Regions from separate parts of the Mus musculus genome. Here region 2 is linked to region 1. Evidence: chromatin loops called from intact Hi-C (ENCODE). Cell type or tissue: heart. All regions are shown on one strand. Links, peaks and the distances in the headings refer to the core of each region. The heading gives the core; the rest is flanking DNA.

What was found. Peaks named below come from ENCODE experiments on the same cell type or tissue, not always from the same donor. Only the 100,000 strongest peaks of a DNase experiment are listed, where the experiment ranks them.
Region 2: a loop joins it to region 1, with 2.5 times the contacts of the local background. A loop is called at or near these places in 2 of 42 quality-filtered maps.

Annotation. Positions count from the first base shown.
Region 1 is chr16:76,198,009-76,212,015 of GRCm38, reverse strand. The region is part of intron 2 of Gm30507 (a long non-coding RNA gene); the gene reads left to right. Among named protein-coding and RNA genes, the nearest start is that of Gm30507, 45 kb to the left of the region's middle. In heart, for the core only: CTCF peaks have their summits at 9,639 and 11,512 (motif pointing right); no DNase peak of the experiment used is centred there.
Region 2 is chr16:76,286,754-76,303,372 of GRCm38, reverse strand. Nrip1 (nuclear receptor interacting protein 1) reads left to right here. Exons shown (of 4, transcript NM_173440.3): 4 at 8,358-15,970. The coding sequence starts at 8,706. The coding sequence ends at 12,191. Gm30569 (a long non-coding RNA gene) reads right to left here and starts at 2,652. Exons shown (of 3, transcript XR_876166.3): 1 at 2,359-2,652. In heart, for the core only: no CTCF peak of the experiment used is centred there; DNase peaks (open chromatin) are centred at 8,642, 9,412 and 10,552; H3K27ac peaks cover 1,527 bases.

The DNA of each region.
Region 1 (14,007 bases), core at 4,806-12,805:
AGAGATTACCAAGACTGTACATACTATTGCTATCACCTCTGGTTGCCTATCAGAAGCTGAAGATACATCTCTATTGCTGGAGACACCTTGTATTCAGACAGGACTCAAAGGATCTAAATTGGACCTGACTTGAAAACCTCTTCCTCAAGGACTAGTTTCCATAGTTCCAGAATGATACTATGAGAACTGCTACAGGAGAAAAGCAATCAATAAATCTACCCAGATATGACACCTATGAACCACAGCAATGATCGTCATGGAAAGATATTCATAAAGGTGCAATAGTGGCACTCATATTTTGGTGTAACTAACCACTCTTTAGCCACATTAAGGCCCACTAATGAGGGATAGGAGTCATGCTGGATATTGAAAACCTATGCAACTACTAGAGTGAGTTGGATCCTGCATCTTAGGAAAGACCCAATTACTACAACTTTAGTACACCAGCATTATTCCTAACTGCATTCCAAATACTCACCTTATCTCCACAGATAAGTATAGCTCTCATCCCTCACCAAATAAGCATCTAATTTATAGTGGCATAAATACATCAACAACACACTCCTTGTACGCAGGGCTCAGGGATAATCTTGAAAAAGAATAGGAGAGACTGTAAGAGCCAGAGGACAAGAGAGTCTGTTCTAAGATTTGTGTGTCCTAGAAATAAGAGAGAAGCTCAACTTAAGTTATCTCAAGAACATGGCTTCCTAAGCAAAACACAAACAGTGATAATACCCATAGACAGGCCACTGTAGAAGAGAGAAATCTCGCATGGGCCCCACACATAGACAAATAACTACAAACAACTAACAGTGGCTGAGAGGAGAATAATTAGCCTTCCCCATAGATTAGTCCTCAAAGTACCAAACAGTCAGTCCTGAAATCATACACATACCAGCAACATTAAACAGATTTTAATATAGTTATTTGTATGTTTATGTAATAATAATAATAATAATAATAATAAGGCCATAATTTGAGAGTGAATAAAGGAAAGGATATAGGGGTTGAAAATAGGGGACATAGAAGGAGTTGGAAGGAAGAAAGGGAGATGATATAATTATAACTTAGTTGGAAAATATTTTCTACATGTAGCTGGTTGAATCTACTGACATAAAATAAGCAGTGAAGGAAGGTTGTTGGTATTGGAATTTTGAAAAGTCCAATTCCTCCAAATTTTTCTGAATAAACACATATACACACACCTTTCACAAACTTCTTCACTCATGAAAGACTGACTGGAATATTCCTACTTACCCCCTTATAATATATATATTATATATATTATATACCATAAACAGTTTCCAAATTAAATAACTTAGTAGAACCTTTCTTATTAAGGAAGTTTTCTTTTCACCTTTAACTCTTATCATGGGTTAGTTCTTGCCTTATTAATTTCTTGTGTGTAAATTGTTGATTCTCGTAAGATGACTTCCTGAGGGTACTCCCCAGAGTCAAATTAATTGATCAAAAAGGGATTAATCGGTTTTTGTATTTGACTAATAATGTTAAATTGCTCTCTAGTAAAAAATGTATTGAACAAAACTCTGACGTGATATTTGAGACGACAGTTCCACTTCTCATAAAAACATCATTTCAATTGCTAAAGTGATGGGCACCTGATTCTATTTTGGAAGTGAGAACAGAATATTTGTCTTCATTTGCATGTCACCTTTTTCTGGATTTTGGAGTCACCTAATTTATTCCTTTGTCTGATTTTCATTGAAGGACTCTCAAACTTTCCATACTAATACATTTTCCTGTTGATTCTTATAATTCTTTCCTAACAAGATATTCTAATTTTTAGTGACTATTTTAATCTAGCATGTGTAAAGTAACGAATTTCATCCTGGCAATGTCATACGGTTGTGTCAGTACATTTTATTCTCGTTCATTTCCCTTCCTCTCTCTTTCTGGCTCTCTTAATCCCCCTCGATAGTTCCCACATCAGTCTGTTTGCTTTTCCTGAATATTCCATTGTCCTAATTTTTAAAAAAAATCAGAGTTTCTTTAAGTTTTCCTTTTTTTATTATTTACTTTTCTATTAGCCTTTTCATGTTTGTGTATTCAATCTGTTATCTCGCTGGGAAATAATTCTTACATACAACTTACATGAGACTCTCTGGTGTACTCATTAAACTGAGATTTTCAGTCCAATATCAAAATCTGTTATTTGGAAATCCTTTGCCATGGCTCTGCTCACTGTTCATTAGCAAGGAGCCAAGATTATGCTAAATGAAATAGCTTTAAAAATGTATTATTAAATATAGTTTCACAGGTTGCACATTGTAGAATTCAACAATCCAAAGATCAAAATTATACCCAAAATGTAATTGTGTCTGTATTAAACACACACAGTTTTCTTCCTTGCCATTATTTACACAGTATTTATTTGCATTAGTTATTATAAGTAAGAATTGGCATGATATACAGGAGAGTTCATGTGTTGTCTGCAAACACAATCATTCCATAGAAGATACTTGAACACCAGCAGATGCTGGCATCTGCAGGGGGTCCTGGATTGAATCCCCTTGGACACTGAAAGGATTTTACACTTCACATTAATACATTGAAAGAGCATCTCACAGTGCGATGGTTTGTATATGCTTAGCGGTGGGAGTGGCACTATTGGGAGGTGTGGCGTTGTTGGAGTAGGTGTGTTACTCTTGGCAGGGGCTTAATTAAGACCCTCACCCTAGCTGCCTACAAGTCAGTATTCTGCTAGCAGCCTTCAGATGAAGATGTAGATCTCTCAGCTCTGCCTGTCCCATGCCTGCCTGGAAGTTGCCATGATCCCACCTTGATAATTGACTGAACCTCTGAACCTGTAAGCCAGTTCCAATCAAATATTGTCCTTGTAAGACTTGCATTGGTCATGGTGTCTTTTCATAGCAGTAAAACCCTAACTAACACAAACAGTAATATCTCATATCTCTACATTTTTTATATTTGTTCACATTTTTATTTTTTTGATGTCTAGTTTTTAGATTCATTGGCAATCCATGAATTAGTATACCTTACTGTAACAAAGAATCATTTTCTTAGCACAACTTATTGAGCAGCAACACATTTCCCTAATAATTTACAACTTGAATTTTCCTATACATTACAGCTTTACACATATTTGGGACTATTGCTAGGCTTTTTGTACTTTATCATTGACTTATCTGTTTATTAAAGTCTGGTGTTTTGAGTGCTCTAGAGTTTGGATATGTATGTTGTGTCATGAATTGTGACCTCTTCCTCTTCCTTTCTAACTCAAATACTTTTCTGGCAATTCTTACTTGTACAAGAGCATGTTAAATTGATTATAGTTATCTTTCATCTATCTATCTATCTATCTATCTATCTATCTATCTATCTATCTATCTATCTATCTATGTATCTATCTATCTATCATCTATCTATCTATCACCTATCTATCTATCTATCTATCTATCTATCTATCTATCTATCTATCTATCTATCTATCACCTGTTATTTTAAGTCAATTTATTCTTTGGCCATTTCCTGTATGTGTGTAATACATTCTCATCACACTCACTACCCCATCTTCTCTTCTTCCCATTCACAGAATCACTTTGCCCACAGCATGTTTCCACACCCCACTATCATGGCTTCTTGTTTACTTTTGGCTTTGTTTTGCAATTCCCGGGGTTTACCCAAGGTGCCCTGAAGTGGTTCTCCCTCCTGCAATAGCCATCACTTGTTAAGATCTCTTTAAAGAAGGGCTAGATCCCATCTATCTATGGCTGAGTATTGACAGATCCAGTCATATGCAGATAGCCATAGCTGCTGACTTCATTGTTACAATGGCCTTGTCATGCCTAGAAGAGATCATATCACCACCTTCATCTCTGTCATGCAGATTTTACACTCTGTTCACCTCTTTTTGGTAATGTCCCCTGAACCTTGTAAACTATGACATGGATGTCTCATTGAGGGCTGAGCACTCAACCGTCACTTACTTTCAGCACCTTGACCAACTATGGATCATTAACCTCTGTTCACTGCAAACAAAAGCTTTTTGGACAAAGGCTGAAGGCATTAATAATCTAGTTAGAAACATAAGATTGATTTCTATTTATGGAAATGTAAGTATGAGGTTCATCTCTGGCACCTTTAGCTTCCCAAGCCATGGACCTTTGACTAGTTTACAGTACCATGACATGAAGTAGCCTGTGTTGTTTTTGAGGGTGTCTAAGAGCTTCCTGGCTAACTATCATAGGGAGGTATCCTATAGTTCTCACTGGAATTTTTGTTTTACCACCCATAGTATCTAGATTAGCATTATGTACTTGTGCAGACTGTTTTTTTTTAAGTATATACATATTAATCAGCTTATATTTAAACACATAAAATATAGTCATTATCTTACTCAGTCAATAGATATGCTAATTACTAAATGTCTTAATTCTCTTGATAAAACACCATGACCAAGGCAAGGTATAAAATTTGGAATCTATCATTTCAGGGGTTTGGAGCCCATGATGGCAAAACATGGGAGCTTACATCTTGATCCATAAGTTGGAGATGGAGGCAGAGAGATGTCCAATTTAGAGAAGTGGAGTCTTGGGAATGATTCAGCAACAAATCCCATCCTCTCTCAGTGGTATATGTCCTACAACAAGGCCCTACCTCCTAATCCTAATCTAACCAACTGGGGACTGAGAATTCAAATTTATGAGCCTAAGGGGCCCATTCTCATTTAAACTATCATGGTTGGCTACCATATTGGTTCTTCATAGATCTCGAGTCTGGTTTATCCTCTTGCCCACCTCCTTCCTTACTCCATCTCTCACCTCCAACCCTGTTTATATCTTGTCATCCTCTGTATTTTCTTCCTCTACTTTAGTATCACATGTGTTCTATGATCAACACCCTTTATAGGTCTCCTCCTCCAGATAGTTCAAATTACATTTTACAAGTTAAAAAGTTGAAAACAATGAACCACATAAGAGAAGGACATGTGACATTTTTCTTTCTGGGTCCAGGTTACCTCTTCACCTAACAGAATATTCTCCAGTTCCATCCTTCCGTCTGTTTTTCCTTTTTCTCTTCTTTTCTCTTCCTTTCTCTTCTTTTCTCTTCCTTTCACTTCTCTTCTCTTCTCTTCTCTTCTCTTCTCTTCTCTTCTCTTCTCTTCTCTTCTCTTCTCTTCTCTTCTCTTCTCTTCTCTTCTCTTCTCTTCTCTCCTCTCCTCTCCTCTCCTCTCCTCTCCTCTCCTCTCCTCTCCTCTCCTCTCCTCTCCTCTCCTCTCCTCTCCTCTCCTCTCTTTTTCTTTCCTTTCCTCTCCCTTTCTCTTCCTTTCTTTTCCATTCTTTTCTGGCAAAAAATTTTAAATTTCACCTTTCTTTATAGCTGAATAAAACTCTACTGTTCACATGTACCCCATTCTAATTACTCATTTGTCCATTGATGGCATATGGATTGATTCTGTTTTCTAGTTATTGTGACTAGAAAAACAATGAACACATCCATGGAAGCATTGCTGTAGCAGGAGATGCAGTCCTCTGAGTATATATGAGAGTGGCATGGTACTTCTGTTTTCAGTTGTACATGAAATCTCCATATTTGTTTCCAGAATGACTTCCCCGACCAACTGTTTGTAAGGATGGCTTACCCTCCTATGGACAGAATATAAGTTTCTCTATATTTATTGTAATTTGCTACTTTAATGATAGCCATTATAACTAAGTAGGAAGAGAGATCAAAGTAGTTTTTAGCTTACATTTATCTGGTGGTTAAAAATGGCCAATACTTTAAAAAACTATTCCTAGACATTTGAGGTTCTTTTGAGAGCTTTCTGATTCTATGGCCTGCTTTTCAGCTTAGTTGTTCATGGTTTTAATGCTTAACTTTTTTTCCTTTAGTTGGCTGTATTTCAGACACTAATTCTCTGAATTAATATTTAGACACATGTACAGTTGGCAAAGTCTTCTCTGGAGGCTGCCTCTTCACTCACTGATTGTCACTTTCCTTTGTTATATAGAATGGTCATAGTTTCATGAGGTCTCCCCTCCATCAGTTGTTGGCTTTATTTACTGTACAACTAGAGTCCTGCCCAGGAAGTCCTTACTGAGTCTGTATGTCAAAGTATAATTCCTATGATTTCCTCTGGCAGTTTCAGAATTTCAGATCTTACACTGAGGTATTTAATCCATTTTATGTGTGTTTTGTGCAGAATAAGAGATAAAAATTTGATTTCATACTTCTGTACGTAATATTCAGTTTTCCAAGCACTGTTTGTTGAAGATGCTGCCTTTTCTCTATGCATGTTTTTTGGCATCTTCACCAACGTTTGGGTGGTTGTAGTTGTGTAGACTTCTATCTGTATCCAGTGGTCCATTTATCTGTATGTTTCTCCATGTGCCAGCACCATGCTGATTTTGATATTGAGGCTCTGAGGTACAACCTGAAGTCAGGTATGGTGACTTCTCTAGCAGTTTACTTCTTGTTTAGGTTTGGGTTGATGACCCAGGATTGTTTATGCTTCCACATACATAATATTGCTTTTCCACATTTTTTTGAGGAATGATGGTGGGATTTTGATTGGAATAGCATGGGACCTATAGATTGCTTTTAGTATGAAAGTCAGTTTCACAATATTTCTTCTTCCAACCCAAGAACACAGGAGGTCTTTCCATCTTCCAATGTCTATATCTCTGTCTGTCTGTCTGTCTTCCTTCCCTCCCTTCCCTCCCTCCCTCCCTCCCTCCCTCCCTCCCTTCCTCCCTCCCTCTCTTTCTTTCTTCCTCCCTCCCTTCCTTTCTTCCTCCCTCCCTCCCTCCCTCCCTCCCTCTCTCTTTCTTTGTTTCCTTCTTTCTGTCTCTCTCTCCCTTCCTTCCTTCCTTCCTTCCTTCCTTCCTTCCTTCCTTCCTTCCTTCCTTCCTTCCTTCCTTCTTTCCTTCCTTCCTCCCCCGTCCCCCTCCTCCTCCTCCCCTCCTCCCCCTCCTCCTCCTGCTTTTCCTCCTCTTCTTCTTTGTCTTGGTTTTTCAAGATAGGGTTTCTCAGTTAGTCCTGACTTTTCCTGGAATTCTCTCTATAGACCAAGCTGGCCTCATATTCAGAGATTTGCGTTCCTCTACCAAGTGCTGAGATTAAAGGTGTGTGACACCACAGCTTGACTCCAATGTCTTCTCTAATTCTTCAGTATCTTAAGGTTTTCATCGTAGGAATCTTTTGTCTCATTGAATAGCTTTATTCCAACATATTTTATTTTTCAATGCTAAATATTACTTTTTTTACTGGAGTAGGATTTAAATACATGAAATAATTTTGAGAGGTATCACATGTATATAGCGTCCTATACTAAGGCATTACATACATCTATTCATTTAGAACTTCAATTCCATTCTTTCAAAAAAAAATCCCCACCGTGTTCTAATTTTATATGGGTATTGTTTCTTAAACTTATTTTTGGTTCCATAAATGTTCAATGTTTCTATTATACATTACAGGTAGAATATTTTACTTTCAGCCAAAATGAAATGGATCCCATACTGGGGCTTACTGAGAAGCAACTGTGGCTTGTAGAAACCATCAGATATGTCACCACTCATGAAGAATAGAGGAAGAGGAAGGGAAAAGCATGGTGACTGCCTCAGCATTTTTAAGATCTCTTGTTCATCTTTATGTCAAGGGTCCACACGCATATATGTCTTTCTTCAAAAAATACTGGAAAACTAGAGGACATGGGAAGACTTACTGTAGAACTATTTTTGCTTTACTTTTGGGGAAATAAATGGAAGGATGTATATTAACTCAGAGTGGATATGCCCTTTGTGTATGATTGAGCTTGCTCTGCTATATAGTCATATAGTTCATTGGTTGATGTAGGCAAACTATGGTTATGAACTTGACAAGCCCTAACATATACATGGTCATAGAGTGTGAGGTTTTTTCGGTGTCTCAAGGAACCTCAGCATATTAGGAACTGGGAAGAATCTTGTTGAGACTGTAGTATGGTTGTTTGAAAAAAATACAGTGCAGGGCTTAGTGGTCTTAAGGTATGCAGTAGACTTCCATGGTGAACTACTCTAAGCCAGGCTTCTGAAAACTATAGTGCTCTATTGTCTCGAGGTTCTTTGGAGTTGTTGGAAGCTACAGGCCACCTCTACAATCTGTAGGGTAACTCTTTGTTGCCTTTCCTGATTCTCTTATGGTTCTCCAGAAATTTTTGGTTGCCTTGGTTTGGGAGTGCACAACAATCTGTCTGTACTGTCACATTGTGTCTCTAACATCAGAGACACATTTATGGATAAGAGTACCAGAAATATTGGCGGAAGGGTCAGCCTACTCTAGTATGACCTCATCCTATTACAAATTACATCTGCAATGACTCTACTTCCAAGTAAGGTCATATTTCTGGGGCCCCAGGAGTTGGATTTTAATGCAAATTTTTAAGGAAAGTAGCAATATCATTCAAAAATATTAAATATGTGATGTCCAAGCACTCACTGTGTTTTACATTGAAGAAATGATTAGTGGCTTTGGAGAGCACTGAGATCAAACTCAAAGCAAAGTTCACAGCAGTGGCTTAGTGAGTGTCAAGTGGATAAGGGTCCCTGTGAACAAGAGAAGTGCATAATCCGAAGTCAACAGAACGCTGAGGATTTGAGAGTCTTTGAGAATCCTAGCTGCTCATCAGTGTACAGTGAAGGAGTCTTAAGGCAGCAAGTACATTTTCTTAGTGAAGTAATATAGAATGAAATGCTCTAGTTCACTAAAGTTTATATTTATATGGTTACTAACATAATCATGTGTTTGGTTATGTGCTTCCTGTCAACACAAACTCTTAGACTATTACAGTCAGTTCAAAAACACTTATACTGACGTAAGCTTATTGGGTTATATGAGAGTACATGTATACTCACATGTTTTTCCATACTTTATAGTATTCCCCAAGAGTCAAAACATTGCTCAGTTATAAAACGTAGCCAATTTGTCATAACACAGTGGTCTAGAAAGAGAAGGGCATTCACAGTTTATAATCTGAAAAGACTGCTTTTCCCTCAGAGTCTAGAGAAATCACTGGTTCATTTTTCTATGAGGAAGTCAAAGTTTGTTCAACATTTGGAGTTTCTGACTCTCTGTTTCTCATGCACAGGACCCTGGGTTCAGTTCCCAGAACTAAAGAAACAAAATTGAATCCCCTTTGTTCAAACTTGGCAAGACAAAGTAATTAGCAGTGCTTCCAGGTTGTTTTGTTTCCTAGTGTATCGTATATTTAAATATACTTTATGTGTTGTGGATGTTTTTCAGTGAAAATGGAATGTTTTTATAGGCAATTAGTATTTTCAATTAACTAATTGATATTAAAACTGTGTATAGAAGGTTGTTTGCTTCAGGATAGTATTGGGTTTCAATAATAACTTTTGATTCAGGAAAATTCTATACAAATGTGTTCCTATTTCCTTTTCCTAATCTCTCTTGAGAAAGCAAACACGAGTGAATATGTACTTAGCATTTGTTGGTGGGACGGAAGGACTGCTTGGCTCAACTTTGAACCTGGAGCATTTTTCTTTCTAAATCAATGAGTCTTTCCTGCTGAAAGCTCTACTGGTAGAGAGAGAAGCATTAGAGCCCAGAAGCAGGGGAAACCATCCTTGACAGGTTCAATGTTGCCCCCCTCAGGAGTGTCTATGCAATGGAACGTTGCGATCACCGCCCAAGGGTTTGAAGTGCTGAGGTGCAGTCAAACCTTTGAACTTAGGTTGAAAGAGCAAGTGAACATAAACAACACAGAAATCACTCTTCTCCATCTGAACTGGAGGCCGAAGAAAATGCTCTCTATTTGTGTGTGCAGAGCCAGCCTTGCCCTGAGGGGAAAGATGATTCTTTTGATAGCCTGGGAAGTAGCATTTTCTGTAAGAGAAGTTCTTAGGTTATAGGAACTTTCTGGTGACTCACACTAGCTGGCTTCTTCGGTTGAGCTGGGCAGCCCATAATCTCTTCGGGTTCAGCTTTAGGAAATTGCCCCCTAATGGGCTTTAGGTGACAGGCAGTGTCTGGACGTAGGAAGGGGAATTATTGTAGTTGACCCAGAATGGACATGGGACTTTGGAACCTCCTGGATAACATAGTTGCTTACCTTCTTGTTATCAGCCTGAAAAACTTAATCAAGTGACACACTTTTAGTCCCCTGACTGTCTCATGACCAACGGGAAGATCTTAGGCAAAGCTCAATCCAGGAAGATTGTCATAAAGTTTTCGACTGGACTCTGCCTCAGGAAAAGTTTAGCGTGTCCTGGCTTGCGTTCATAATGCTGACTCTGAGAGCTTAAGGTTTTGCCTTTTTTTTTTTTTTTTTTTGTGCCCTTTGTGGTGTTAGGAAGCAATCACAGGAATGCACACATGGTAGGAGATGTTCCGTCATGCAGGTGTATCCCTAGCCTGAAGGAGTAATGTGTTCTGGAATACAGTAAGTAACGTTCTTAAGCTCACGTACAGAACACCATGTAGCAGATTCATTCCTGTTTTTACAAAGGCTGTGGAATGGAGGAACCATAGACTTGCTAAAGGTTAGTGATGTCAGGAATGAGGAAAGACTTGTTCACGTGGAAGAGAATCTCATCCAAAGCTATGGCAATACTAAAACATTACTGTGGCAGCTCTCTCTTGCACGTCCACGCTTGCCCAAGTTTGCTAGGCAGAAGACCCTGGAGTCCATTTCAGAGGAACGTTTTGTGTTCACAGTGACATGGCTGTCACTCTTACAAAGCATCTGCTTTCTGTGCCATTAATCACACTTCTTTTACAAATATAATTAAATAGAAGTGATGACAAATTGGAGTAATGCTTTTATCTTAATAGTAGGCTTTAAGTATTTGGCTGATGCTATGATGTCTTTGTTAGACACGAGAAAGAGGATTATAATATACAAAGTCATGAAATATTTGTTCTATGCAAAGAAAGGAATCCTCAATCATTTTTATTTACATTCCTGTACAACCTGGGTCAGTCTGCCCCAGGAAATTCTCTTTTCTAGAGAAGTCTGCACACTGACCTCGTAGAGTAAACTTAGAGCATGGAACAAAGTCAGCCAAGGCTTTTGTTTGTTATGCATAATTATTGCCAGTTTCCTAGACTAAGACAGGGAATCATTAGTCTAAATAATTTTGGACAAAACTGATTTATTACTTAATTTAAATTTTTTTCATGTTCTTTAGATAGTAAAAAAAAAAAAAAAACAACAACATTTCTCTTCACTTTAGGATAAAAATAACAAACCAATCCATTAGTTACATAATTTTAGATTCTACTTCACCAGAAACATGTATTTTTTTTTTTAAACAATTGATTTTATTTTATTTTTTTAAAAAGATCAAAGACAGTCAAGTCAGGGACATGTCTTTAGCAGTTTGCATTGGTATAGTCGATTTAATTAAATAAAAGAGAAAGTAGAAGAAATCCCAGTTAGTTATGGAAAGTTAAACTATGTTATAAATATGGCTAAAGTAAGGGAATTTGTATGCCTTATATTTTAAAGGCACTGATAGGGTGGAAATAGGAGTGGCCAGCAGGGGGCTTTTTAGACTTCATCCACCTTCCAGTGTAGGAAACTGAAATGACTTTTTTCCTAAGAAAGGAACTGAGTGGGGAAGCTGAGCCCCTGTGCTTGGACAACAGTCAAGTTCCCTTCTGCTAACTCCTGTCTTCCTTTTCCCTCTCCAATCTTATTTTCCAAGACCTGGTAGGTGTGGCCCACGTGCTGGACTGAGTTATCGCAGGTCTTCAGTCCTCACCTTACACTCCACCTCTGAGAGCTTCCTGGGGAGGAATGGAATGATTGCTCCCTAGTAGAGATAAACTGAAAGGGGGTTCAGAGCAAAACGAAAAGCACATTTTAGTTATACGGGTGATGTGATAGTTCTAGAGAAAATGGCTTCATCTTCCTCGTGGATTTGCAGGGAGCACTCTGGAGCCAGGACTGGAAGGAGTAAAGGAGCGCCGGACAAGGCAGTCTTATACGACATTCTTTTGTTTGTTTTTGTTTTTTGGTTTTGCAAGACAGGGTTTCTCTGTGTAGCCCTGGCTGTCCTGGAACTCACTTTGTAGACCAGGCTGGCCTCGAACTCAGAAATCCGCCTGCCTCTGCCTCCCAAATGCTGGGATTAAAGGTGTGCGCCACCACGCCCAGCCTTATACGACATTCTTATTTACTTATTTTATTCGTTTGTGTTACTCTTATTGCTTTGAGTCAGGGTAGCTCAGGTTTTGCTGTGTAGCCCAGGTTGGCCTTGAATCCATGATCCTCCTATCTCCATCTACTGAATACTAAGATATTAGGCACGAGTGACTATGTCTGCTTTTAATGAGCCATTTTAAAAGAATGTATTTTCTCAGCAATTTGGAAGTATGTGACGGGTGTCCACACTGGTGAAGCCATCTAGAAACAAATTCTCATTGATTCTGCTACACAGCACCAAACTATCTACATTCAAAAAAATTCACTTCCCATTTTTTTTCCTTCTCTATATCTATTTTCTAAACATAGGCACATTTTAAAAGTGAGGCAGAGCTATTCACAGAGAGTAAATAAAAGGTAAAGACATTTTGTGTTAACTGAGCGAAATCCCAAGAGAAGTGAAAGCTGACCTCATCTGATTTTTCAAATAAGAATTAAGTCTTGACAGAGACATCCAGCCATGTTTCTAAAATTAGCTTAGATGTTCCAAGTAATTCAAAAGTCAGGAATTCTCAGTTCAATGTTCAAGGTACAAAATCCTTTTAGAATTTTGTTTTAACTTGAAGAAAATGAAACTTTGATTGTTGAAATAAGGCAGACAGTTGAGAACAGCTGGCCTAGGGGTCACGCTTACCAAACTGTGCCACACGGCACTGGGACAGGGGTTACTAAGACCAGGGAATGAGCCTGTGGCTTCTTCATATGCTGACAGTGGAAGCCCAGATTGGGACGGATGGTACACAGGGCCTTGCTGTAAAGTACAATTCAGAATTCAAGTGATCTGAACTCATGTGCTGGGTTCCACACCCCCAGGGGGATGTTTTAGAAAGTGGGGCCTTTGTTAAGAGATGAGGAAACTAAGAAAGAGCCCGGATCAATGTGGTCAGTGACATGGTGACAGAGGCCACAGAAAGACCCCTTCATACCCTGCACTCTGAATATACACAGCAAGAGGACACCGGTAGGAGAGACAGTAGGCAGGGAGCTGAGGAGGTGGCTGGCTTAGTCAGCACTTGCTATGCAAGGCTGAGTTCTTGAGTCTGATACCCTGCACTCACATAGCTGTGCATTGCATGTGCTTGTGATCCTGATGTTGGAGAGCTGGAGACAGGCAGACCCTTGTCCAACTGCTGAGCTCTCAAAGCATGGCTCATCCTCTAGCCGAAAACAACGATGATGGTTCCTGAGGAACGGGTCCCGAAGTTGACCTCTGACCTTCACACTCATGTATGTGTGCACGCACACTTATTTACCCTTACCGTGAATGCAGAAAGAGAGAAACAAACAAACAAAAATCAAAGAAAAGGAAGAAAGAACTCTTCCTTCAGTTACCAAAATTATTAATACCTAGCCCAAATCTTTGATTTCCTAGTTTTCAGATTAGTGAAAGAAATGTCCATGTTCATCATCTGCCCACTGTTTAGGATTTTATTGTAGCCAGTTGTACAGAGGAACACAACTAAGCGGATCAACCTCTAAAAAAAAAAAATCTGAATACATAAATGCCTCTCGTTACCGGACTGTCCTCAAATATATCAGCAAAATAAATGGTTCGCAGGTGAACTGTCAGATTTCTTACCTTCGAAGCATGGTTGGCTGATGTGATGCCTAGCAGGTCAGTTAACGTTCCAGGCATTCATAAACTTGGCCAGAGCTTTTATCCTGATTCGGTCATTATTAGAGAATGGGTAGTATGGAGTTGAAAAGTACTTTACATAATTTGTATAAAGGTGCGCGCGCGCGCGTGCGTGTGTGTGTGTGTGTGTGTGTGTGCGTGTGTGTGTTAAGTGTGTTTAATCGAAAGCTTGGGATCTGTC
Region 2 (16,619 bases), core at 5,318-13,317, 91 kb before region 1:
AGTGCAGATCTTTCTTGATTGAGACAGCGTCTCTGTTGTCATCAGACTAGCTGCCTCACAAACTCCCCAAAAGAGGTGTGTGTGTGTGTGTGTGTGTGTGTGTGTGTGTGTGTGTGTGTGTGTCTACCTTCTGTCTCTCCAGTAGAGTGGTAGGATTTCAGATAGTTCTGTGATTCCTTAGCTCTTAAGTGTGAGTTCTTGAGGTTTGAACTCAGGTCATCATCACATTTGCACAGCAAACACTCTTAGCCACAAGCTACCTCCCCAGCCGCACTTTTGCATATTTAAATAGAATCACTTTTAGTTAAGATAGTATTTTTATTTAGTCAAACTAAGTGAAAGCTTCTATTAGATGTTCTCCAACTATATGAATATAGATGGACTCTTTGTTCTTTAATTAATAAATATTACTTCAGTGATTAATATTTACAATGGGCATAAGGAGTACTTTCCTGGTTCTTGATACAGTAAAATCAAAAACTTCAAAAGAGTTTTTTTGTTTTACCTCACTATAATTATTTTTATAATATATGTGATTTCTTTTGTTTTAGAGAACAATTCTTTCAGCGTGACACTTCATTTCTTTCTTTCTTTTTTTTTTTTTTTGGCTATTTTATTTATTTACATTTCCAATGTTATCCCCTTCCCAGTTCCCCCTCCACAAGACCCCTAATATGTCTTCATCTAGAGAAATTCACAAATAATATTTCAATTACAAATGAGTGTTACTCATCTTCCTATTTGGGCAACAATTGGGAAGGGGCGGGGCACCAGCATTCTGAAACATGAACTTACTTTTGATGTGATCTTTGTATACTTAATTATACAACACCAAAAATAAAAAAATGTGTATTCAAAAATGCATGGATCTTCTGGTTTTCTACCAGAATAGTAGTCCCTCATGGAAGATTAAAACAAGCAAACACCTTTCTTTCTTTATGTCTGGAGATTTTTGTTGTTATTCTGTTAAACTAGGGACAAAACCCAAGGCCTTACCTGTGCTACATAGGCACTCTACCCCTGAGCTAAATTCTTAACCCCACCCTTGTTACTTTTTAATTTTGTATTTTTGTTAGTTTATATTCAAAGAAACAAGTCTTGAATTTGAAGCCAGATGTTAGAAATAACACCGTATCATTTTAAACACTGGGGGCTCTCACAGTTGAGCTAGCCCGCCCCACATTTAGTAGAACTGAGACCCACACGGGTTGACTTCTTTGCACATTCTTAGATGATTTTGTCTGCCCAGTTCTGTGAACACGGGATGAAAAGATCTGCCTCTTGACTATAAGAAATTTACCCTGTATTGAGGAGCGCAGCATACACAAACAAACAGAAATAGACGGCATTATGTAAGTGAAATGATTGAAACTCCCTGAGCGCTGTGGGGCCACAGAGAAGAGGCTCCCCTGCTCTGCAAGTTAGGGCCGGCTGCCTGCCTGAGTCGTTTGTTCTTAACTGTGACACAATGCGTGGAATGGGGATGATAGTAGGGATTAGAAGGGCACATGGGAAGAAAATTACTGGGCACACATCCTCTCTCCCATACTGAACCGCTTCTCCCCTGCACATTTACGTATGTCCTTATGTGTACTGATAAGAATTTAAACATAAAACATTGTTTAGGCAGTATATAAGTGCTCTAGTAGAAGGCACAGTGAAAACAGAAACTAGGAGCCAAATGTAAATATTAAGAACTATTGCTGCAGGGATCTAAGCGATTTCAGACTTGGACAGACTAATAAGCATGGGAGTAAGCACCATAGTTGCCTTCCTGCCTGCCTGGCACACACTGCCCTGCAGGAAGCCAACATAGCAGACCAGGGAGCCAGCTGATGGGCAAGTTCCATATGGCTAAGGTACTTAGTTCTTTAGCAGGGCACACTTACGTTTATTCAATGACAAAAATCGTAAAAGTTCTGTGTCTTTTAATTGCCTTCATCGTTGTTAAGTAAAAACTCATTTTGTCCTATTCTCAGCCCAGTGTGTGAAGTCACAAAAGCCCCACTCAGGTCCCTTACACCACCGCTCCTCCTGTTCCTCTGGCAGCTCACCAGGGTGCTCTTCTAAATGCCCCCTTCCTATCCCGGACCCTGTCTAAATCTACTTCCCGGTGGCAGGTGTCATGGTGAGGGCTATCCACAAGCCACCCCCATGGCAGAGACTTAAACTGGAATAGCCACAAAGCTGTCTCAGATTAGCAGCTCCTGGCTGCAACTAGAGATCGCTTCAAGCACTAGGTCATATGCACAGATGGGCCAGAAAGAGGTCAGAGGAAAGTATGCATAGCAATTTCTTAAATAAATAGGAATCCACTTAAGGTAGCCTAATAATGGTATGACAATATCTTCCACTTACCAGTTGAAGGACAAGGGTACGTGCTAATATTTAAAGATGCAGAACTTTCCCAAGAACAGTCTGTATATTGTATCCTTGTGCTGTGGTTATCACCGATTTCAGGTTTGTTAAATGCTCCCGGTTACAGGTGTCCTCACTATGCGTGCCTGTCTGTCCACAGATGTCTGTAGTGGTATCGGTCTTACAGATCCTAGTGAAACTTTTAACCTAAACCTGCTTGTGTTCTGGGCCAGCGCTCGAAAGAGCAAGGGTGCATTGTGTTTACCATTTTTGGAAAATTATGGTCTGTTCACAGTGACTCAGAACTTTGACCTAGGCCATATGAGAAAAGGACCAACACTTGGTTAACTGATAAGTGCCCCCACTAAGACAGCTTCCGTGGTGTGGTTTGTAACGGGTATGACTGGTCTTCTAGAAGAACTCATTAATGTAACTTGCATCTTTTGGCAGAAATAGATGGTGATTTCAAAAAATAATTAAATAATTTATATATTAAGTCCCCCCTTTCGACTTTCTTAAAACAGTCTTCATTATGTAGTTTTGGCTGGCCTTGAATTTGGAATCCAGAACATGCTGGCCTTGAACTCACAGAGAGACCCAGCTGTACCTCTCCATCCAGAGTGCTAGGATTTAAAGCGTATGCCACCATGCCCAGCTACATTAAGCTTGCATCAGAAGCCGACATCACAATTTGAAATTAGTTTACAGATCTGTCCGTGCATGTTCTTTTGCACTTGTTCTTTGCATGTTCGTGATTTTGTTAGATAAGTGCACCTTTGATAATAATTTCATTATAAAGCACTTTTGTAGCAATTGTTGATAACTAAATTTTCTTCCCAGATATATGGTAGAAAGTGTGGTGGAAATATTACAAGACGTTCCTATAGAACGACTACTCAACAGTGAAATCTAGGCACGGTCTGAGATACTGTGAAACTGAATTAAATTCAATTTCATTTGGATTGGATTTGTAAGGGAGCAGGGTCTGTTTGGGGATATGCAAATGAAGTTTACATTCAAAATTATCATGAAGAAGATGAGTTATAACAAACAAAAACACAAACGTGTATGCATCTGCATCTGCATAGGTAAAATTCACAATTCTGAGATGCAGAGAGCTGGCCTGGAGCTGAGGCAGTATATTTAGTAGAATCATGATTTTTAATGAAAGAAATATATGAAGATTTTGTTCTCAAGATGAAAGGAATATTTTTAAGCCAGAGTGTTTCCTGTGAGTAAAGGCAAAATGTCTGTGGCGTGTGCTAGGAACCCTGGGAGCTTTGATCAAACGCCAGCTGTTACATCAGTTCTCTTGGTAATCTTTCTTGCTGATCTGTGACCTTGACCTTGGGCTTCTGTCTGTATGTCAACTCTATTTTAAGGTGGAGAAACTGTAGTTGACTTCAATAGAAATTATACACCAGTCTCAAAAAAGATGCCCCTGTGCATACATGTTACAGATAGGCAATTCCAAGAGAAAGGGCTTTGGTTTAAGTGGTAGTCATCGTTCTGTTAGAGACTGGGAAACAGACATTGAATGGTCTCAAGTTACCCTGAAGAAATGCTAAGGAAAACCTAAAAGCTATCCCTATGTTATTATGGATCTAGACTTTAAAAAAGAAAAGAAATGTGCTACCAAAGGAGTTTGTTAGTGACTGTTTTCTGATTTTCAATCTTCTGAATATAATTCTGAATTTTATTACATGAAGAGACTCATTTCTGTCCCCAGAATCGGCCTGTCGTTTCTCTTGCATTTATCTGGGTACTCAAAGATCCTGAGTATTTTCTGGCATTTTATTTAGTATATAACCATTATGAAAAACAAATGAAGATCCAGTATAGTATAAGTTCATCTTCACCTTTTAAATAAACACAGGTTTAAGATATTGGGACTTTCAGAAAATGAAATTCATGAAAAGAAATAATTTGTAAGGGATTGAGTGGACTTCAAAAACCATTTCTTTTCTCTAGAATTCACCACAAAACTTGTGTCTTTGGTACACTTATATGAGAGCATATCCTTCTGGTCAAAAGTGTGTTTTTTGTCAATTACAATTTAACAAGATGCTCGGAATCATGGAGTTAAGTCCAGCCCATAATAAACACCTGAGATAGTCAAGAAGCTATGCCTCCCAGTGATGCTTTTTTAAATGGGAGATTTAAGTGACTGATTTAAACCTGTGCAAGCCCCTTACAAGCAGGCTAAAGGTGTGGATCTGCAAGTTAGGAGCCAGGGCAGCCCTGAAGACCCCCCCCTCCATTTTCAATAGGGAGAAATGTGAGTGTTAGTGGATGCATTTATATAAAGTGTGAACCCTCCTGGGGGTGGACGGAGCTTTTAAATTTTAATTGCAGAGGGTGAGCATCTCATTTGAGCAAACTGACTTAAATAAGTTCTTTGTGTGTGTGTGTGTGTGTGTGTGTGTGTGTGTGTGTGTGTGTGTGTCCCTATGCCTATTTCCATTAATCCTCCAGCCACACGCCGATCTTCAGATGACGATAGCACTGCAAAGAAAGTTATCTTGGCTTTCAGCTTCTATGAAAAGATGCACATTTTGAAAAGAAGTTAGGAGTTTACTCAGAACTGCATTCTAGGCATCTACTCCACCTTGCAGTTGTCATCCCTGCCCTGTGTAAGAGCTGCAAAGGAATGAGCCTTCTTCTCTCTTTAAGTTTTTATTCCCAGCAGCATCCTCATGTTCAATTTATAGTAGGGCAATCGCTGTGGTCCTTGCTCCTTAGTAAAGGGTTAGGTCCCATATCCCAGAAGATTGCCCTGTCTTGCTCTGTGAAATTGTTGAGATTTTCTATCCTGATTTCTCACTCACGCTTGGTCAGAGAAGTGCTTTCCTCCCTCTGGATGAAGTGGTCAGTGGACAGGACTCTGGGATGTTCTTGCTACGTTTTCTATTAATACTTCATGAAACTCTGATGTACTTTGTAAAACTCTTTGTCAGGGAAGCCCCTCAAGGGACCTGAAGTGTAATCCACAGTAGACAGAGCTGTCAAAGGAGCTGCTGTTGACAGGCACAGGAAGGAATCCTTGAGCCTTCCTGTATGAGCTAGAGCCAAAGGTCCACATGTTCATTAACACTTCTGTGCAGAAATTTCTTGAGATTTAATACTCAGGTAGTTATGACTTGCCTATGAAGAAACTGGCAAATTTTCATGGGAACAATTGGAAGTCCTTGCTTAGACTTATTTTAAATAGCATGCTATGTGTCATTACAGATACTGAATCTAAAAGCAACTGGATAGTAGTCTTTATTATGTATCTTAAACCAAAAGTAATGGAGAATATAAAACATTGCTTTGGAAATAATCTAGCTACTTCAAAGAATGAACATTATGCTCATTCATAAACTGCTCACATGTGAACTACTTGCAACCCCTTTTGAAAATATACTCTTATAATTCAAACATTGATATGTGTTTCACTAAAGCATTCCATGTTGAAATTTCTATCTTAACCATATGATCAAGATTCCATAAATGTTTTCATATTTTATTTTTTTAGAATTCTCTCAGAATACTCTTTTTCTACTACATACTAAAGAACCAGCAAAATTCCTCTCATAAGAAAGATCTAAAAGATAATTTTATGCTTGTAAGTATTTTTAAGTTAATAAAAGCAGGGTTTGCTTTATAATTTTAATCTTGTTGAATAACAGACATTACATTAAATCAATAGAATTATATTAAATTTCTTTTAAAATGAATTAGTCCCTGGAGCACCATCATGGTTCTTTAGACTCTGTTTTGGTCCTAAAAACATATTTAAAAGAATATTTATTAATTGATAATAAGGTTTGCTTTACATGGAAATCATTTTTAAAGTTACAATGATCTGTGTGTTCGTGTGTCTGTAGTACTGAAGAGCAAACCCAAGGCCTGGGGCCGTGTATTCTACATAGGAAGCAAATGCCTAACACTGGACTGTATTCCAGCCCAGGAATGTGCGTCTAGAGTATAATTATATACATGTAATATAGTATACATATTTTATTAGATATTTATCCAGTATGTGCATAATATATTCTATGCGGTTTTTTTTTGGTTTTGTTTTTTTGTTTTTTTAAGCAGTGTTCTTTCACGTAGTTTTCCATTTTGTTGCTGGGGGAGTAGCCTTGGAGTTTCTGATGAGAAGATGTTGAAATGTCAGAGCAACTTAAGCACAGAAAGCTTTAAGCGTAGGCGCTCACACTGGCAGTGGTTTTGGTCTGTTGGGTGGAGCACAGTTCCCATCCTGGTGGCCATGCACTCTCTCTTTCCCACCTTTCTACTTTTCTCCCACGTGGGCTCCTAGACTGTGGAATGCCGCTGCCTGTGTCCAGGGTGGGTCTCCTCAGTTAATCTGCTCTGTAAGGAGTTGTTCTCACAGGTACGCCCAGGGATGGGAATTCCCGAGCTAGGTGTTTCTCAGTCTCAGCAAGATCACAAGATTCAGAAGCATCTCACACCACTGGGCTTAAGGCAAAAGGAAAGTAATGGAGTCCCCAATAAGAGGAGGCAGTCATGAAGTGTCTTCACTCTTCAAAGCCAACTGCAGACCAGTTGTGTAACCCACTGTGCTGCGTCATCTCTCAGAACATAAAAAAATCTGCAAGATCCTACTTGTAGACTCACATTTAAAAGTTGTTATTAAGCACGACAAATTCAATATATTTTATTTCATTTTCGGTCCAGAATGTGTTACTCTTAAAACTTTGAACAGCTAATTATGCTGAATAGAGAGCAGGAACCTTCCTTGTCTTAATAATTGGTAAATCTTTTTCATTTTTAGATTAACTGCAACTGTGGTAAGCAGTTGAATAAATGACCTCACTCTCACATCATCTCTTTCCTTCTGACTTCTTTTGTCATGCGCCTGCCTTTGGCATTTTCCCACTTAATGAAAAGTCTCGAGTGAACTGTGACTGCTCGGAGTCTTGGTGGGCAGAAGGGCTTCTAGCTTCCAGACAGTAAAACCTCAGAATGATGAAGTCCTTCCAGTACAGCGACTGATGGGATGAAAACTCTGTATTTCTTGTTATCTAGTGCGACCTTGTTCACCCATTTTATTCTTGAATTAGAGGAAAATCCACCTGGATATTAAGCTTTCTGAACACGCTAGTCAGGTGTGGCATACAGAGGTCAATGGTAGCATCACCCTTCATGAGCATGGGGTCTTCTGGGTTCAGATTCTAACTCATCTAGTGGGAACCCTTCCTTTATCAAATTTCTTTGGTATTTTGGGCAGAAAACGAAAAAGATTTAAATTTGCCTTTCTTTTATTAAATTTTTCACTTAAAACTTTAAAGGAGCCTTAAGATATTTTCTGAATCACATTTACTGTTTAACTGTGTCCATGTTCATTGGGCATGTAAGAAGAAATAGACCGCCCCGGGCGAAGAGGATTTTCCTTATACTATACTTATACTGTCCTAGATATGTGGGTCAAGGTTCAGGGCCCAGTGCTAGCATTCGCTGTCATAGCTCCCCGGCTTCATGTCATTCCACAGTGCTGAAACAGATCTCCATGGAGACTGGCGTCTGAGCGTTGTGTTGGATGACGTGTGAATGAGAAGCACGAACTCGGGATTTCCCGTTATCCCTCAAGTTAAACATCCGGGGTGGGTTCTGATTTAGGAAATGATTATTTATTTACCTGCAGTCTCGTTTTTCGGGGAAGGTAGGAAATAAACAATGAAACACGTACGTGTGTGTTACTTACTGTACAGCATTGGAGCCTCTTAGTAAACTGTGCTGTGTTCGCAAGGCCGTAGCTCATCCTTCCGTTGCAGTGAAGTATTTTTAAGGATACATACCTACAAATCACATGTTAAATGGATGTGGCTGTCATGTGTATGTGTGCATAGTGTGTGTGTGTGTGTGCAAACTATATTTATAATGTGTTATACCTTATGTGAAACTCACAATGCTGTATTCTATTCCTTATAGGTAATGAGCATGATGCCAGCTCTGTTTCTCCTCAACTATTTTTATTTTTATATTTTTAGATACTGACGTGCGTTTGGTGAGCAACGAAAGATGATGAAGAAAGAAAACCAGCATATTCCCTGAGACCTGGGTGCCAGCGCTGCCGCTGTGCTAAGGAAGTTGCGAGGCTGGCCCTTGCCTAGCCACTCATCAGTGCTGTAGTCTGCACCCGAGTTTGCCCCAGCCTCTGAGCCCCTCGTCACTGCCTGAAGATCCCCTGGTCAGAATGTTAACAGTGCATCTCTGCCCGACTGCTATGGGAGGTGATCAGGTGACGCTCACTTCCTGACGTCACGTGGGATCTTACTGACGAGAGGAGCTCTTTCACGTGAACGGAAGCCGAGCCCCTGTGAGCGCTTGTATTGAACATGACTCATGGAGAAGAGCTTGGCTCTGATGTGCATCAGGATTCTATTGTCTTAACTTACCTCGAAGGGTTACTAATGCATCAGGCAGCAGGGGGATCAGGCACTGCCATTAACAAAAAGTCTGCTGGCCACAAAGAGGAAGACCAGAACTTTAACCTCTCGGGCAGTGCGTTTCCCTCCTGTCAAAGCAATGGTCCCACTGTCAGTACCCAGACGTACCAGGGATCTGGCATGCTGCACCTCAAAAAAGCCAGACTGCTGCAGTCTTCCGAGGACTGGAACGCGGCAAAGCGGAAGAGGCTGTCTGATTCCATCGTGAATTTAAACGTAAAGAAGGAAGCGTTGCTGGCTGGCATGGTTGACAGTGTGCCTAAAGGCAAACAGGATAGCACATTGCTGGCCTCTTTGCTTCAGTCATTCAGCTCTAGGCTGCAGACTGTTGCTCTGTCACAGCAGATTAGACAGAGCCTCAAGGAGCAGGGATATGCCCTCAGTCACGAGTCTTTAAAAGTGGAGAAGGATTTAAGGTGCTATGGCGTGGCCTCAAGTCACTTAAAAACTCTGTTGAAGAAAAGTAAAACCAAGGATCAAAAGTCAGGTCCCACCCTCCCTGACGTGACTCCAAACCTTATCAGAGATAGCTTTGTTGAGTCATCCCATCCCGCAGTGGGACAAAGTGGGACAAAGGTCATGAGTGAGCCCTTGTCATGTGCTGCAAGATTACAGGCTGTTGCCAGCATGGTGGAGAAAAGGGCGAGTCCCGCTGCCTCCCCAAAGCCTAGTGTTGCCTGCAGCCAGTTGGCGCTGCTCCTGTCCAGCGAGGCCCACCTGCAGCAGTACTCTCGGGAACATGCTCTAAAAACGCAGAACGCACATCAGGTGGCAAGCGAAAGACTTGCAGCCATGGCCAGATTGCAAGAGAATGGGCAGAAGGACGTGGGCAGTTCGCAGCTCTCCAAAGGGGTGTCTGGCCATCTCAACGGGCAGGCCAGAGCACTGCCGGCAAGCAAACTGGTGGCCAACAAGAATAACGCTGCCACCTTTCAGAGTCCAATGGGTGTTGTCCCTTCCTCCCCCAAAAACACGAGCTATAAGAACTCACTGGAAAGAAACAACCTAAAGCAGGCTGCTAATAACAGTCTGCTTTTGCATCTCCTCAAAAGCCAGACCATACCCACGCCGATGAACGGGCACAGCCAGAACGAGAGAGCGAGCAGTTTTGAGAGTAGCACGCCCACCACGATTGATGAGTACTCCGATAACAACCCGAGCTTTACAGATGACAGCAGTGGAGACGAAAGCTCGTACTCCAATTGCGTTCCCATAGACCTGTCTTGCAAACACCGGATCGAAAAGCCGGAAGCTGAGCGGCCCGTTTCGCTGGAGAACCTAACCCAGTCCTTGTTAAACACGTGGGATCCCAAGATCCCCGGCGTTGACATCAAAGAAGATCAAGATACCTCAACAAATTCCAAGCTGAATTCACACCAGAAAGTCACTCTTCTTCAGTTGCTGCTCGGCCATAAAAGTGAAGAAACTGTTGAAAGGAACGCCAGCCCTCAGGACATCCATAGTGATGGGACTAAGTTCAGTCCTCAGAATTACACAAGGACTTCTGTCATCGAAAGCCCCAGTACCAACAGGACTACCCCAGTGAGCACTCCACCACTGTATACAGCCAGCCAAGCAGAGTCTCCCATCAATCTTTCCCAGCACTCTCTGGTCATCAAGTGGAATTCCCCGCCGTATGCCTGCAGTACTCCCGCTTCCAAGCTCACGAACACCGCGCCTAGCCACCTGATGGACCTCACGAAAGGCAAAGAGTCCCAAGCCGAGAAACCAGCCCCGAGTGAAGGTGCACAAAATTCCGCCACGTTCAGTGCCAGTAAACTGTTACAAAATTTGGCTCAGTGCGGATTGCAGTCTTCCGGGCCAGGGGAAGAGCAGAGACCCTGCAAACAGCTGTTAAGTGGAAACCCAGACAAACCTCTCGGTCTGATTGATAGATTAAACAGCCCTCTGCTCTCAAATAAAACCAATGCGGCTGAAGAGAGCAAAGCCTTCAGCAGTCAGCCTGCCGGGCCTGAGCCGGGACTTCCTGGTTGTGAGATAGAAAATCTCTTGGAAAGACGGACTGTCCTTCAGTTGCTCCTGGGAAATTCCAGCAAAGGGAAGAATGAGAAGAAAGAGAAAACCCCCGCACGAGACGAGGCTCCTCAGGAGCATTCGGAGAGGGCTGCAAATGAACAGATACTCATGGTGAAGATTAAATCCGAGCCTTGTGACGACTTCCAGACCCACAACACAAACCTGCCCTTAAACCACGATGCCAAGAGCGCCCCCTTCTTAGGTGTGACTCCCGCCATCCACAGGAGCACAGCGGCCTTACCAGTGTCGGAGGACTTTAAATCCGAGCCTGCTTCACCTCAGGATTTCTCTTTCTCAAAGAACGGGCTGTTGAGTCGCTTGCTGAGACAGAATCAAGAGAGTTACCCGGCAGATGAGCAGGACAAGAGTCACAGAAACAGTGAGCTGCCAACCCTGGAGTCGAAGAACATCTGCATGGTCCCGAAGAAAAGGAAGCTGTATACGGAACCACTGGAGAATCCATTTAAAAAGATGAAAAATACTGCCGTAGATACTGCCAATCATCACAGCGGCCCGGAAGTACTCTACGGGTCGTTGCTTCATCAGGAAGAGCTGAAGTTTAGCAGGAATGAGCTCGATTATAAATACCCTGCTGGGCATAGTTCAGCCAGCGATGGTGACCACAGGAGTTGGGCCAGAGAGAGCAAAAGCTTCAATGTTCTCAAGCAGCTGCTGCTCTCCGAGAACTGTGTGCGAGATCTGTCCCCACACAGGAGTGACTCTGTCCCCGACACGAAAAAGAAAGGACACAAAAACAACGCGCCCGGCAGCAAACCTGAATTCGGCATTTCTTCTTTAAATGGACTGATGTATAGTTCCCCGCAGCCTGGCAGTTGTGTGACGGATCATAGGACATTTTCATACCCGGGAATGGTAAAGACCCCTCTGAGCCCTCCTTTCCCAGAGCACTTGGGCTGTGTGGGGTCCAGACCAGAACCTGGGCTTTTGAATGGATGTTCCGTGCCCGGTGAGAAGGGACCCATTAAGTGGGTCATCGCAGATATGGATAAGAATGAATACGAAAAAGACTCTCCAAGACTGACCAAAACTAATCCGATCCTCTATTACATGCTCCAGAAGGGAGGGGGCAATTCTGTTACCACACAAGAAACCCAGGACAAAGACATCTGGAGGGAGCCTGCGTCAGCCGAGAGTCTCTCACAGGTTACAGTCAAAGAAGAGCTACTTCCCGCTGCAGAAACTAAAGCTTCTTTCTTTAATCTAAGAAGCCCGTACAATAGCCATATGGGAAATAATGCTTCTCGCCCACACAGTACAAATGGAGAAGTGTATGGACTTCTGGGAAACGCGCTCACCATAAAAAAAGAGTCAGAATAAATGTGTACCTGCCATACCACTTTGGGTCTTTTTAAAATTTAGTCAGTATGAACTTGAGATCTGTATAAATAAGAGCATGATTTGAGAAAAGCATGGTATAACTGAAACTCCTTCCTTTTGAAAGTATTGGTCACTGGTGATGTTTAAATATGCATACTAATTTTTGCTTAACATTAGATGTCATGAGGAAACAATTGAACTCGAGGTTGGTTGTTTACTATTTCTGTATGCATCAGATAACAACTGTGACTAGCCTACGAATGAACCTGTTTTTATAATCGTAAATAAGAGGCATACATTAAAATGCACAACTTCACCAGTAGTGGATTGATGCAACTTGCTGTCTTTATTAGGGTTGTTCATTTCCCATCTCAGAAGCCAGCCTACATAACGTGTTTGTAACATCCAAACTGTTAGCTATTTGGAAGATAACCAAATTAGGAAAAAAAAAAAAACCCAGAAGCCTTGTGCTGATTCACACCTCATCAGTCTAAAAGTAAGAAAAAGCAATGCTTACATTTTTTCACTTTTGCTAAACAAAATTCTTTTTAACTCTTGGAAGGGGTTTTGCGGTTCCCAATGAGTCTGCCCCACCCCAGACCTTTTCAATATATATATTTCTTTAAACCTTTTACTATTTAGTAACAATTGATTACAATAGAGGGGAGTTTAATAGATCCTTAAAAATAAAAGGCAGATTTCCATTTTTTTATATTTTGACTACTTTACTAAATTAATACTCCTCCTTTTTCAAAATTAGAGAAGGAAATCTTCACTCACCTTCAGGCTGTTTCCTGGACAATTGACTACTTAGAAATCGTTTTTAACAAAAGCAGAAATGGGTTTTCTTTGGATGGTTTTTACCGTCTCTTTTGAAAGTTGATCCTCACCACTCCTGTGGGACCCGTGACTTTACAACCAGGATTTCTTAATTCTGGACAGAGACACTGCATTCATCTGACTATCACATGAGTCTCTGGAACAGTTATTTAAATGCAGACTCCTAGGCAGCATCTCAGGTCTACAGAACACCGTCTCCAAGTGGACCCGGGCGTCCTCCTTCCGCCTGTATCCTGACATGTTCTGTATGTGCTTCTTCCGCACACTGATGTTTGAAAACTGTGGCTTAGGACTTTTCCAGAACATGAGACTTTAAAGTAACTATCTGATGCCTATACTTTTCCCCCAATACAGTCACATATCCACTCAAAATTTGCAATATCATAGTTCCAATCTTACTATTATATCTTTGGAAATCGGGTTCGGAATACTTTTTATGACAAAAAAAAAAAATTGGGTAGAGGGGACAACTTTCCTATCTGGGTCAACATCTCAGGAAAATCTGTGATTATTTATTTGCTCTAATTAGTAAGATTAACTTAATTAGCCTTAGGGGTGGAATAACAGGGCCACTTAGCAAACTCAGGTGATCCCAGGACGGTTGGGAAACTTCTTGAATACATCCTTACCTGCTAGTCAAACTGTCCTCTGCACAGCAGTGTTTATGGAGTTAACAGATTCAACCCAAGAAAGACATCAAACTCAGATTACCTGAAACCAAATCAAAGGGCACTTATCAATCCATGACAGGACCTGCACAGTCACTTCACGGATCAATTCATTTTAAACAGGCATTAAAAGTAAATACTGACATTGTCTTGAAAGAACTTAATATATAATTGAGCCACGTGGAATTTCAGTCTTGAAACAGGTTGGTTTTTAAGTTCATTTGTTTATAGCCCACAGTTCCTCCTCCAGGCAATATTTTTTGTTTTTCAGTTTTGAGCCAGGTTAACAACTGACTTATCAAAAACTTACTGTGTACTCAGCAGTTAAGTAGGAAGAAGTTTATTTGGAATTGTTATACATACTTGAAGTTGTTTCTAAGATTTTTTTTATATATATTACAAATGGACATTATTTCTTAATTACCTAAAATTCTAAATGGTTATTTTTTCTCAAGATGATTTGTAAATAGTTAATGGGTATGTTATATGGTAACCAGAGTGTATGTTATGCAACATCAGAGAAAGGAGAACGTGTATGCTTATTCTGCTATGAAAAATTCCACTGGCCAGTGAGGTACTTTACTCCATGTTTATACTGTGACAATCTCATTGTCTACACTATATAAATAAGCTTTACACTTAGTCATTTTTCTTGGTCATGGTGAAAGGGCTGGAGCCTTAGAAATATATTGTAGGATGCTGGAGTTCGTCCTCTGTTCACGGCGCAGTAGTCTTCTTACAATGGAACAGCACTTAGGTCAGGGAAACGTCCAGAGCCAGCATCGCTTCGCTTTGTTTTGTTTTGTTTTTGTTGGAATGAGAATATGTAAGACAAAAATAAACATGCCTATGAAGGATGCTGTTCTGACTTTCTAGAGAATAACCCCCCCCCCATGTTTTGTTTAGAGAAATCTTAAAGAAGAGAAAGGGCATAATACATCCACAAATTCACTTTGCATATGTAGATTCAAATATGCACATACACATTTTCGAGGACTATTTTCGATATCTGGGCAGTTTCTTCCTAATAAAGTCATTTGTGAATGGGTACTACAGCTCTCATTGACATCAGTAAGGTAGCATTACCTGTTTATTCTCTGCTACATCTTACAGAAGAATAAACTGGTGAGAGTATATATTTTCTATATATATACATATATATATATATAAATGTGTATATATATATATTGACTTGTTACATGAAGATGTTAAAATTGGTTTTTAAAGGTAATGTAAATAATGATTTCCTTAATGAAAAAATACATATTTTGTATTGTTCTAATGCAACAGAAAAACCTTTTAATTTCTTTGGTTCCTGTATATTCCATGTATTAAGTGTAAATATAATCAGACAGGTTTAAAAAAATGTGCATGTATGTATACAGTTGCAAGTCTGGACAAATGTATAAAATAAACCTTTTATTTAAGTCTGCGTACCTGCTGCATGACGACAAGTGCATGGGGGACCCTGTGCATCTGTGCATTCGACAGAAACCGTCTTAAGTCAGGGCAGATGGTCATCCAACACGACAGTATTCCATTTCCGGACATGACCTCTGTGGCTTATGCTTTGTGAGAAAATGTGCTTCGAATTCAAGGGTCTTAATTTTTTTTTCTTTTTAATCAACCACTTTCAACATTAAAGAACTCACAGAGCAACTTCACAACTCTTCAAATCCCATTGGAAACATAACCAGGAATAGTCCAGTGTTCCTAAATGCTGGAATATAGGCACATTACCGTTCATGGTAAGAATCTTGGGTTTACAGCCAGTTTTGATGCAGCCTGCTTAGTGATATTAATTTGCCATTTTTATTATTAAATTTGATTTCTTTATGTGATGTAATGAATTGTACATACCGCAGTGTGAATTTTTTTTTAAATCTTTTAGTGTTTACTTCCTGCAGTGAATTTGAATAAATGAGAAATGCATTGTCTCTAACTTGAAATGGCTTCTTTTTTGTGGGCTTTCTCTGGTTTTTAGGTTTTCCATTAATGTTAAAGTCCAAGGTCATAGAGAGAAAAAGGAAAAAAGCAATAGACATGTATTTTGTCTGTCTCAGAAAAATGAAGGGGGAAAAAAATAAGCAACTGATTAGCAAGTTAGTATATTTAGAAACCTGTAATTAAAGTATAGCTCAAAATGACAGCTGGCCTGTGGTCTGTCTTCCATTTCTCAGTATGTAACTGAATGACCACTACATGGTTTTGTTTTTTTTTTTTAAACTGAAGTTTGTACAGTGTTCCAAAATAAAGTTAATTAGATACATATACTTTGTCCTAAGATTTTTATCAGAGGCTCTTCTTTCATTTTTTAATGGGGTTGTTTGTTTTGAAGCCAAAAAAACAAGTTGTGTCACTTTCCAAATAAAGATGCATGTGTACAGGAGAGAAGTTGAATGAGGTGAGGAGTTGAATGAGGTATACATGTGTGAGCAGTGACCCGTATACATGTGTGAGCAGTGACCCGTATACACGTGTGAGCAGTGACCCGTATACATGTGTGAGCAGTGACCCGTATACACGTGCGAGCAGTGACCCGTATACATGTGTGAGCAGTGACCCGTATACATGTGTGAGCAGTGACCCGTATACATGTGTGAGCAGTGACCCGTATACATGTGTGAGCAGTGACCCGTATACATGTGTGAGCAGTGACCCGTATACATGTGTGAGCAGTGACCCGTATACATGTGTGAGCAGTGACCTGTATACATGTGTGAGCAGTGGTGGAGAGCATTTTCCTTTTGCATGTGCAGTAGCAGAGACTGAGCACAAGGCCCCGATCTGAGCAAGAGTTCGACCCACTGAGCTGTCTTCACAACTCAGTTTTCCCTCTGGAGACAAGGTCTCTCTAAGATACCTAGGGTAACTAGGTAACTTAGTTGGGGGGCCTCATGTCAGCTGGTGTGTGCTGCCT